2 separate regions of the Homo sapiens genome follow, and region 1 is linked to region 2. Evidence: read pairs that join two places in POLR2A ChIA-PET (ENCODE). Cell type or tissue: GM12878. All regions are shown on one strand. Each heading gives the region's core, and the rest is flanking DNA. Links, peaks and the distances in the headings are about the cores only.

Region 1 (5,388 bases), core at 180-5,179, 62 kb before region 2:
TAGGTTCAACTCCAAATTATAACAAAACATGGTGCAATTAGGAAGTTGATTTGGCCTAACAGAAATGACAAATATGTACTGAAATTTGAGAGTTGAAATAAGTGAGTCACTACAGCACTTCTCAATACCCTATGTAAACATGAATTCTACCCTCTGTGGGAAATGAAGGTCCTTTGTCATCTGCTTTAAGACCAAGAGATAAGAAACAATTGGCTAAATGTACTGCACAGCCCTACATAGAAATGAAATTATACTAAAAATAAGGACTAAAAGCTATGCCTTGGCAGACGATGGCTACTGTACTTTGATAATGATGTACAGATTTTTTAAAAAACTTTTGGTGGCTCTAGGTATGGATGCTAGAACTTTGGGGTACATATGGCTCTGATCTGAGGGGACCTATTTTGGGGAGTCTAGTCATACAAAAACAAGGCAAGGGTTTCTCAGATATATTGCAGACTTGACTTCCTAACAAACCTTCCTGCTGTACAGTAGCTAAAAATGCTGGATAAAATATTTTTAAATGAATCAGCAAAGGGGCAGGAAAATAAGAAAAATTCTTAGAGGCTAGAGCAATAGAAAAGCAAAAGCACAAATACAGAAATGTTAGGCTGATTCCCTCTCATCTAAAGTTTCACTTGACAAACAGGAGACAGAAGAGTAGGACGACCTGCTCAGGGGACAGAAGACAAAGCCAAAGGAGTCTCAGTGAAAAACACAAAAATAGAAACAAACAAATAAAGCCAGGGAAGCATGAACTAGGAAAACCAAAGAAAAATACCCTGAGATTGCAAGGACACTTGCCCATGTCAAGCTTGTGGCTGGACAGAGAAGAAAAAAAAAAAAAACTTCATAACCACAAGCTGATTCTCATGTGTATTTTATGGCCCAAGTTCACACAATCTATGCAGTATGAAAAACTCTGAAACTGAGATTTTATTTTTATTTATTTTTTTGAGACAGGGAATCGCTCTGTCACCAAGGCTGAAGTGCAGTGGTACAATCTCAGCCTCAACCTCCCAGGCTGAAACGAGCCTCCCACCTCAGCCTCCCGAGTAGCCGAGACTACAGGCAGGCGCCATCATGCCCAGTTAATTTTTTTGATTTTTAGTAGAGACGATGTCTTGTTATGTTGCCCAGGCTAGTCTTGAACTCCTGAGCTCAAGCAATCCACCTGCCTCGGCCTCCTAAAGTGCTGGGATTACAGGCATGAGCCACCCGCACCCAGCTGAGATTTTTTTTTTTAGATTTCCCTGGCAAAACTAACAGAATATCCACTCTAGAGAAATGTACTTTCAAGCCTAGCCTCTAAAATTACCACAGATAAAGTTCAGTCAAAAATGAGCTCGTGGTGAGACAGGACTAGCTGGATTTCCTAGGCCAACTAAGAATCCCTAAGCCTAGCTGGGAAGGTGACCACATCCACCTTTAAACACGGGGCTTGCAACTTAGCTCATACCCAACCAATCAGGTAGTAAAGAGAGCTCACTAAAATGCTAATTAGGCAAAAACAGGAGGTAAGGAAATAGCCAATCATCTATCGCCTGAGAGCACAAGGGGAGGGACAATGATCGGGATATAAACCCAGGCACTCGAGCCAGCAAAGGCAACCCCCTTTGGGTTCCCTCCCATTTTATGGGAGCCCTATTTTCACTCTATTAAATCTTGCAACTGCAAAAAAAAAAAAAAAAAAAAAAAGAGCTCATGGTAAAAAGTCACAAAGCAGCCAGGCACAGTGGCTCACGCCTGTAATCCCAGCATTTTGGGAGACCGAGGTGGGCAGATCACCTGAGGTCAGGCGTTCAAGATCAGCCTGGTCAATATGGTGAAACCCTGTCTCTACTAAAAATACAAAAATTAGCCGGGCATGGTGGCAGGCACCTGTAATCCCAGCTACTCGGGAGGCTGAGGCAGGAGAATCACTTGAACCCGGGAGGTAGAGGTTGCAGTGAGCCGAGATCATGCCATTACACTCCATCCTGGGCAACAAGAAAGTCACAAAGCATACAATGAAACAAGGCCCCACTGGTGAAACTATAGAAACAACAGACACAAATCCATAGGCAAAAACTTCAGGTATGTTAATTATCAGATATTACATATAAAATAAACATATTTTATATATTTAAATAAAGGGAAAAGAGTATCAAAAGTAGGAGTTAGGAATAAGAGACTGTCAAAAATACCAAGCAATGAAAATATAATAATATAAATTAAAATTCAGTGAACAAAGAATATGTATATATAAAGAACCCACTCAAATCAGTAAAAAACATACAAACAACCAAAGAAGAAAAATAGCAAATGAAATGGACAGACATTTTGCAGAAGAGAAAACATATATGGCTAATAAACATACAAAAAGATATAAACATATGAAAAAATGTGTGGGGCTCTTCCTCTTCCCCTAAGTGGCCTGAGGTAGTCTGTGAAAATGGTTCACTATTTACTTGACCCAGAGAACCACACAAAGTCATGCAAATCAAGAGGTTCAAATCTTCGTGTTCACTTTAAGAACACTCGTGAAACTGCCCAGGACACCAAGGGTATGCATATACGAAAAGCCACGAAGTATCTGAAAGATGTCACTTTACAGAAACAGTGTGTACCATTCCAACGTTACAATGCTGGAGTTGGCAGGTGTGCCCAGGCCAAGCAGTGAGGCCGGACACAAGGTCGGTGGCCCAAAAAGAGTGCTGAATTTTTGCTGCACATGCTTAAAAATGCAGAGAGTGATGCTGAACTTAAGGGCTTAGAGGTAGATTCTCTGGTCATTGAGCATATCCAAATAAACAAAGCACCTAAGACACACTGCTGGACCTACAGAGCTCATGGTTGGATTAACCCATACATGAGCTCTCTCTGCCACATCGAGATGATCCTTACTGAAAAGGAACAAATTGTTCCTAAACCAGAAGAGGGGGTTGCCTAGAAGAAAAAGATATCCCAGAAGAAACTGAAGAAACAAAAACTTACAGCACAGGAGTAAATTCAGCGTTAAAATAAATACAATTAAAAGTAAAAAAAAAAAAAAAAAAAGAAAAAGAAAAGAGGTGTGGCATCATTAACAATCAGGGTAAAGCAAATCAAGCCCACAATGGGGTTAACAGATTGCATGTATTCAACTGGAAAAAAAAATTAAGTCTAATATTACTATGTGTTGAAAAGAACGTGGCTCCTCATGCTCGCTTAGACGTGGCTGAGGAAAGTATAAATGGGTGCAGGTATTTTGAAAAAGAGTTTGGCATTATCTCCTGAAGTTGAACTTTCATGTATGTCCAGCGATTCTACTAAGAATTGATCCAGTAATTCCACTAAGCATATACACAAGAAAAACTGCACATGAACAGTAAGAGGCATGTACAAGAAAATGCACAGTGGCACTCATACAGTAAAGGCCTGAAAACAAATGTCCCACTTACAGGAGAGCAAATGAGCAAACTGTGGTATAGTCATACAAAAGTTGAAACAAATAAACTATAGTGAACAATATTATTAGCAATACTATTAGCAATAGCATATTAAGTGAAAAAAGGTAGTTTCAAATAATTACATAAAGTATGATAACATTTTTTATTAAGTTAAAAGTAACTAAAATTTTAAAATTAAAATTTTTTAAGCTAGGCGCAGTGGCTCATACCTGTAGTCACAGCTACTCAAGAGGATGAGGTGGAGGAATCACTTGAGCCCAGGAGTTTGAGGCTGCAGTGAGCTATGATGGCACCACTGCACTCTAGCCTGGGCAACAGAGTAAGACTCCACCTCTAAGAAAACAAATAAATAAAATAAAAAATTTAAACTTTTTAGGAATAAATAGACTAGCAATAAAACTCTGTGAACAGGGAAACAAGAGAATGATGAAATGTGTTTCAGAATGATGGTTATCTTGAGTAAGAACACTCAGGCCAATGGAAAAAGAGACCATATCATTAGACATAGGTTACTACCAAGATCTTAGCTTTTGTTTTGAGTGGGGGTGTATAGGTATTTATCAGATAGATAGAAAGATAGAGTAATTTAAAAATAAATAGGTATGGAAGTGCAGAATCTCTTCAATACACTGATTCCCCCCCCCCTTTTTTTTTTTTTCGGATATATACCCAGCAGTGGGAACTACTATATGCTAGATCATATAGTAGTTCTATTTTTAGTTTTTTGAGGAACCTCCATATTTTGTTTTCCACAATGGCTGTACTAAACTTACATTCCTACCAATGAGCATTCTCCTTTCCCTGAATACCTGCTAGCATCTGTTATTTTCTTTTTGATAACAGACATTTTAACCAGGGTGCGATGATATCCCATTGTAGTTTTAATTTGCATTTCCTTGACAATTAGTGATGTTGAGCATCTTTTCATATACCTGTTCGTCATTTGTATGTCTTCTTTAGGGAAATATCTATTTAGATCTTTTGCCCATTTTTTAATCAGATTATTTGTCTTTTTGCTCTTGAGTTGTTTGAGTTCCTCACATAATCTGGTTATTAATCACTTGTCAGATGAATAGCTGGCAAATATTTTTTTCCCATTCTGTGGGCTGTCTCTTCTCTTTGTTGATTGTTTCCTCTGAAGCTTTTTAGCTTGATGTGATCCCACTTGTCAATTTGCTTTGGTTTCCTGTGCTTTTGAGGTCTTACTGAAGAAATCTTTGCCTAGACCAATGTACTGAGGCATTTCAATAGCAAGATATGAAATCAACCTAAGTGTCCATCAATGGATGAAATTATAAGGAAATTGTGAGATATATATATATACACAAAGGAATATTATTCAGTCATAAAGAAGAATGAAATTCTGTCATTTACAGCAACATAGACGGAACTGGAAGGCATTATGTTAAGTGCAGTAAGCCAAGCACAAAGAGAAAAATATTGCCTGTTCTCACTCATGTTGGAGTTAAAATAGTGGATCTCATGAAGATAGAGAATTGAAAGGTGTTTACCAGAAGCTGGGAAGGTTGGGCGGAGAGGGGAGATGAAGAGAGGTTGGTTAATGAGCACAAAAATACACTCAGAAGGAACAAGATCTAGTGTTTGACAGCAATATAGGATAGCTGTGGTTAATACTTTATTGTATAGCTCTAAATAACTAGAAGAGGTTTGGAATGTCTCCCAGCACAAAAGAATGATAAATGTTTGAGGTGATGAATATCCCAATTGTGATCTGACCATTACACACTATGCTTGTATCAAAGCACCACATGTAAGCCAGCTTCAGTGGTGCATAACTATAGTCCTACTACTTGGGAGACTGAGGTGGGAGGATCACTAGAACCTAGGAATACAAGGCTGTAGTATACTTTACACCTGTGAATAACCACTGCACTCCAGCCTGGGCAACACAGAGAGACCCTGTCTCTTAAAAAACACAAAACAAAAAAACCATGTA
Region 2 (5,388 bases), core at 263-5,262:
TTAGTTATATCTTCCTTTTTGTATACAATATTCAATGATAGATTTCCAGAATTCCATACAGTTCCTTGCTTTTGCTTCTTTTCCTACCAATAAAACAGATTCTAGACGGGCTTTAATTCAGAGAGTATCCACTTGAAGCTAAGAATTTCTTCTTTCTGGCTCACCTGATTTTTTATATCTTTATCTGAAGTGAATTGCTATATAAGACCTAATTTCCCATCACCAGCATTATCAGTAATTTTTCTAGTGTTCATTCATTTATATAAGAAAGATATGAAAAAGCAATAAAATATTCAAATAATTGCACAAATGCTGCTGAACAAAGACAGCAATGTTGCTGAAACTGGTTACAGGCAGGCAGCTCTCAGAATATTCCTTTGTCACGATTGCATGACAAAATCCAAAACCCTTGCATGAAAACATGTTTAGGATGTCATTAATATACAATGTGAAAGAGAAGGTTATATACACAGTCAGAAATTTGAACACGAAATCAATCACTTATATTGTGGAATTCAAAATCAAAACACTTCCTGCTGCCTCACTGTCAGTCATTTATAGCCTGGCATAAATTAGGTTGATGTGATAATCTCCTAATTATATCTAGCTGCATTCCTCAGTAAAGAAATGGCATTTTGATTGGAGTTGAGGGTAGAAGTTTGGGAAAGAAAGGCAAAGGGTATTTTGGAAGCTCAGGGGCTGATATGGTTTGGCTCTGTGTCCCCAAAGAGTGCTGTGGCTTCAGAGGGTTCAAGTCCCAAGACTTGGCAGCTTCCATGTGGTATTGAGCCTGCGAGTGCACAGAAGTCAAGAATTTGGGTTTGTGAATCTCCGCCTAGATTTCAGAAGATGTATGGAAATGCCTGGATGCCCAGACAGAAGTTTGCTGCAGGGGCAGGGCACTCATGGAGAACCTCTGCTAGGGCAGTGCAGAAGAGAAATGTGAGGTCAGAGCCCCCACATAGAGTCCCTACTGGGGCACTGCCTAGTGGAGCTGTGACAAGAGGGCCACCGACCTCCAGACCCCAGAATGGTAGATCCACCAACCGCTTACACTGTTGGCCTGGAAAAGCTGCAGACACTCAACACTAGCCTGTGAAAGCAGCCAGGAGGGAGGCTGTACCCTTCAAAGCCACAGGGGTGGAGCTGCCCAAGAACATGGGAACCCACCTCTTGCATCAGTGTGACCTGGATGTGAGACCTGGAGTCACAGAAGATCATTTCGGAGCTTTAAAATTTGACTGCCCTGCTGGATTTTGGACTTGCATGGGCCTTTGTAACCACTTTGTTTTGGCCAATTCCTCCCATTTGGAACTGCTGTATTTACCCAATACCTGTAACCCCATTGTATCTAAGAAGTAACTAGCTTGCTTTTGATTCTACAGGCTCATAGGCAGAAGAGATTTGCCTTGTCTCAGATGAGACTTTGGACTTTCGGGTTAATGCTGAAATGAGTTAAGACTTTGGGGGACTGCTGGGAAGGCATGATTGGTTTTGAAATGTGAGGACAGGATTGGTTTTGAAACGTGAGGACATGAGATTAGGAGGGGCCAGGGGCTGAATGATATGGTTTGGCTCTGTGTCCCCACCCGAATCTCATCTTGAATTGTACTCCCATAATTCCCATGTGTTGTGGGAAGGATCCAGTGGGAGATAATTTGAATCATGGGGGTGGTTTCCCCCAGACTGTTCTCGTGGTAGTAAATAAGCTTCAGGAGATCTGATGGTTTTATGGGGGGTTTCTGCTTTTGCTTCTCTCTCATTTTCTCTTGCCACCAACATGTAAGAAGTGCCTTTTGCTTCCCGCCATGATTCTGAGGCCTCCCCAGCCATGTGAACTTTAAATCCAATTAAACCTCTTTTTCTTCCAGAAAAAGTCTTCCAAACCTAGTCTCAAGTTTGTCTTTATCAGCAGAATGGAAGTGGACTAATAGAGGGGCATTTAAGGGAAGAGCAATTCCTTGACCAGGGTATTCTGGAAAGCCACAGAACAGGCATAGGAGGAACAGGCAGCCGGGAGGCAAGAGAAGGGTGGGAGAGAAGGAGGAGGGAAAACAGCTGAACTGAAGTTCAACTACTCTGTATTTTCTCAAATATGCCTGGTAACTCTAGTTTACTCACTTAATTCCATTCCTATATACATCAAATATTTAGCCAACATCAAATATTCAACAAATAGTAAGTGCCTATTCCATGCCAGATGCCACACAAGGCTATGGATACAAGATAAAAATTACATACCACCTGCCTTGGTGTGTAAATCCCCATATCTGGTGCCCTCATCCAGTCCCAGAGTGAGATGGAGCAGGGACACTTCTTAGGGGTCTGTGGGTCCCAAGCATAGAAATAATAGAAAATCCTGAGTTCCTTCAAGGGAATTTCCAGGTACCTAGGTCTCCCTGAGAAATAAATGAGCAACTAGATAAGCAAGAAGGTAATAGTAGCTTAAAACAATCTCCCAGGAAGTTAAAATAATACAATGTTTGGTTCTCTATAGAAAGTAAAGATAAAATCTTAACATATGTTCCTGAGTTGTTTTTCAGAAACCCAGACCCCCACCGAACAGCATGTAGACCTCAGATAGGAGGAACTGAGGACTGATCTCTGACCACTTCTCTTTGCTGTAAATTTCTTCCTGATGGTCCTGAAAGAAGTCACACCAGAAACCAGAGCTAACAATCTTTTCTGCTGACCCAGATCTTAAACAAAGCTTCCCTTCCTTAACCAATTGCAAAACAGAAAATCTTTTAATCTACCTATGACCTGCCCCCACTTCAAGATATCCCACCCTTTGTAGGCCAAACCAATGTGTAACCTCTGCATATTGATTTATGATTTTGTCTGTAACTTCTGCTTTCCTAAAACTTAACCATGCCTTTAAGAACTCGACTTGCAAGCCATTGAGGAGATCAGGTCTTTCAGCATAAGCTGCACTATTCTCCTTGCTTGGCACCCTGCAAATAAATGCCCTCCTTTCTTCCACTGCAAACCTCAGTGTGGATGTTTGGCCTTACCGTGCCAGGTGAGCAGGCCCCAGTTAGTTCAGTTCAATAACAAGAGGGGAGAATGTCCAGGAAGACTAAGGGAAGAATGTGAGATAAAGAAAGGAAGAAAATGATGTTTAATCCTCATTTTTAAGTAGAAATGGGAGTTTGCAACAACAACAAAAAAGTAGAATAGAGGGGTTCCAGCATGAGCAATGGCATGAAAACAGAATGGGGTAGGGAACCAAGCAGCTGGGTCTTGTTTGAGTTTAAGGTGTGCATTAGAGGTATGTGGGAGCTGATACCAAGAAAGGGTGTACTTATCCTGTAAGCAACGGGAAGCCATTAAGCAAAGAAAAGCCATTAAGCAAAAGGAGTGGAAGATCAGATCTTATTTCAGATAGCTTACTCTGCCAACAGTATCATAAAAAGTGAACTGAAACCCAAAGCCAAGGAAACCAGATAACAGGCTTTTGTAAGAGCCAATTCCTACATTGTCTCTGGCTTAAGGGCTTTTACATTTGTCACTATTACATTTTGTTTTATTTTATATACATATATATATTTTTTATTTTTTAGAGATGGGGATCTCACCATGCTGCTCAGGCTGGTCACAAACTCCTGGCTTCTAAAAATCTTCCCATCTCAGCCTCCTAAGTAGAACATTTTATTTAATTAGATGCTACTCATCTTTCTAGCGATTGCCTTCACCAGGTGACTGCAATTTATCCTCAAACAGGGACACTTTTTAAGATGGGATGCTAAAACAACAGACTTAAACTCAAATTCTCCCCCTCCTCAGCCCCTACCAAAGGGCTAATAGAATCTGCCCATCACTGGGGGTTGTTAGCATAACACATACTTGACCCTCAAAAAATGGCAACTGTTGCTTTTCTACTTAGTTTTTATTTTTTTAATTTGGAAAGCTAACAATAATAAATCACTTTTGTTATGGTCTGGGCTTATAAATTCCAGCACACTGCCTGGAAATGCGTTAGCTCAAGAGGGGGACAGTTTACTAATTTGTCAATCATCAGCCCACTAGTGCACTTTTATATACATATAAAATATACATATTATATATTATATTATATATATATATATATATATATATATATCGTGAGAGAGAGAGAAGGAGGGGAGAGAGAGAGAGAGAATATGACATGGAGAGAGAGAATTAAGGCACACTAATGTCTCCATCACCAAAATGGAGAGATCATTGGTTTTGTGAACTATCTCAGATTGGCTGCCCTCTGACATTAAGGATGCCTCTAGGCTGACCCTTCCAATAACTTCCAACTCTCAGTTTAACATATACTCAGAAAACACAAAATAATTTTAATATTATTCTTAAAAAAAATTAGGAAGCTATATATTCTTTAAAAAATATTGTAACATATTCCAAAGCCAAATATTGATGTCCACTAAAAGAGTTTACTAGTGTTTCTTTGAGCAACTTAGGTAAAAAAGAGTTAACTAAATATATCTAAAAAGAAATTTCTTGTTAGCTTCATGGATGATTCCCATACTGTCACCCTATCAATTGGCAGTATCTCCGTTTTCCTAAGCTACACACACTACTTCAGCTTTAATTAAAAGGCCCGTTGCCATAGTTTCTCGGCGAACAGCTCAAGGCATGCTTGAGTCCATTATTAACTGAAGTTTCTAGAGAAATTGTAATATAGCAGTAGCCAGCCAAAATTTCCCAATTTTATCTCCCACCCAGAACAGCTGATGATTCAGACATACAGCTAGGTAATCCAAATATTTCAAGAGAGTCTAAACAATTAAGAATGTATTTGGGATTCACTTTGGGATGCCCCACAACCGTTTTTAAAACAAGAGGCAGTCACACTCTAGATCAGTCTGAAATGCTCGCAACTGCCTGCTGCCTGCTGCGTGCAGCTCACTGCAGAGTGGGCAGTAGCAGGAATATACTATTTAATGTTCTTTTAATGATTCTTCAAAGTTGGTCAGTTAGTTATTTAAAACTTGTTAATGGTCTACTGCTTAATTACTTCTTAATGTGAAATTTCTACTCTTTGTAAACTCATCAGTAAATATGAAGTGATACATATTGTTTTCTTTAAAATCTGCAAGTAGTTCTTTAACCTCAATCTATTTTATGTACAGAAGTTGGAGACAAATGCAGAAAATATAAAGAATAATGAGATTGCCGGGCACGGTAGCTCACACCTGTAATCCCAGCACTTTGGGAGGCCAAAGTGGGCGGATCACGAGGTCAAGAGATCGAGACCATCCTGGCCAACATGGTGAAAACCCGTCTCTACTAAAATACAAAAATTAGCTGGGCATGGTGGTGCGTGCCTGTAGTCCCAGCTACTCAGGAGGCTGAGGCAGGAGAATTGCTTGAACCCGGGAGGCAGAGGTTGCAGTGAGCCGA

Evidence for each region. Peaks named below come from ENCODE experiments on the same cell type or tissue, not always from the same donor. Only the 100,000 strongest peaks of a DNase experiment are listed, where the experiment ranks them.
Region 1: POLR2A ChIA-PET joins it to region 2 with 5 read pairs; 3 of 35 experiments call an interaction of 5 or more read pairs at or near these places.

Annotation. Positions count from the first base shown.
Region 1 is chr6:56,868,757-56,874,144 of GRCh38, forward strand. All of the region lies in intron 3 of DST (dystonin), which reads right to left. It also overlaps the pseudogene RPL17P26. Among named protein-coding and RNA genes, the nearest start is that of DST-AS1, 27 kb to the left of the region's middle. In GM12878, for the core only: no CTCF peak of the experiment used is centred there; no DNase peak of the experiment used is centred there; H3K27ac peaks cover 1,116 bases.
Region 2 is chr6:56,930,488-56,935,875 of GRCh38, forward strand. All of the region lies in intron 2 of DST (dystonin), which reads right to left. Among named protein-coding and RNA genes, the nearest start is that of DST, 22 kb to the right of the region's middle. In GM12878, for the core only: no CTCF peak of the experiment used is centred there; no DNase peak of the experiment used is centred there.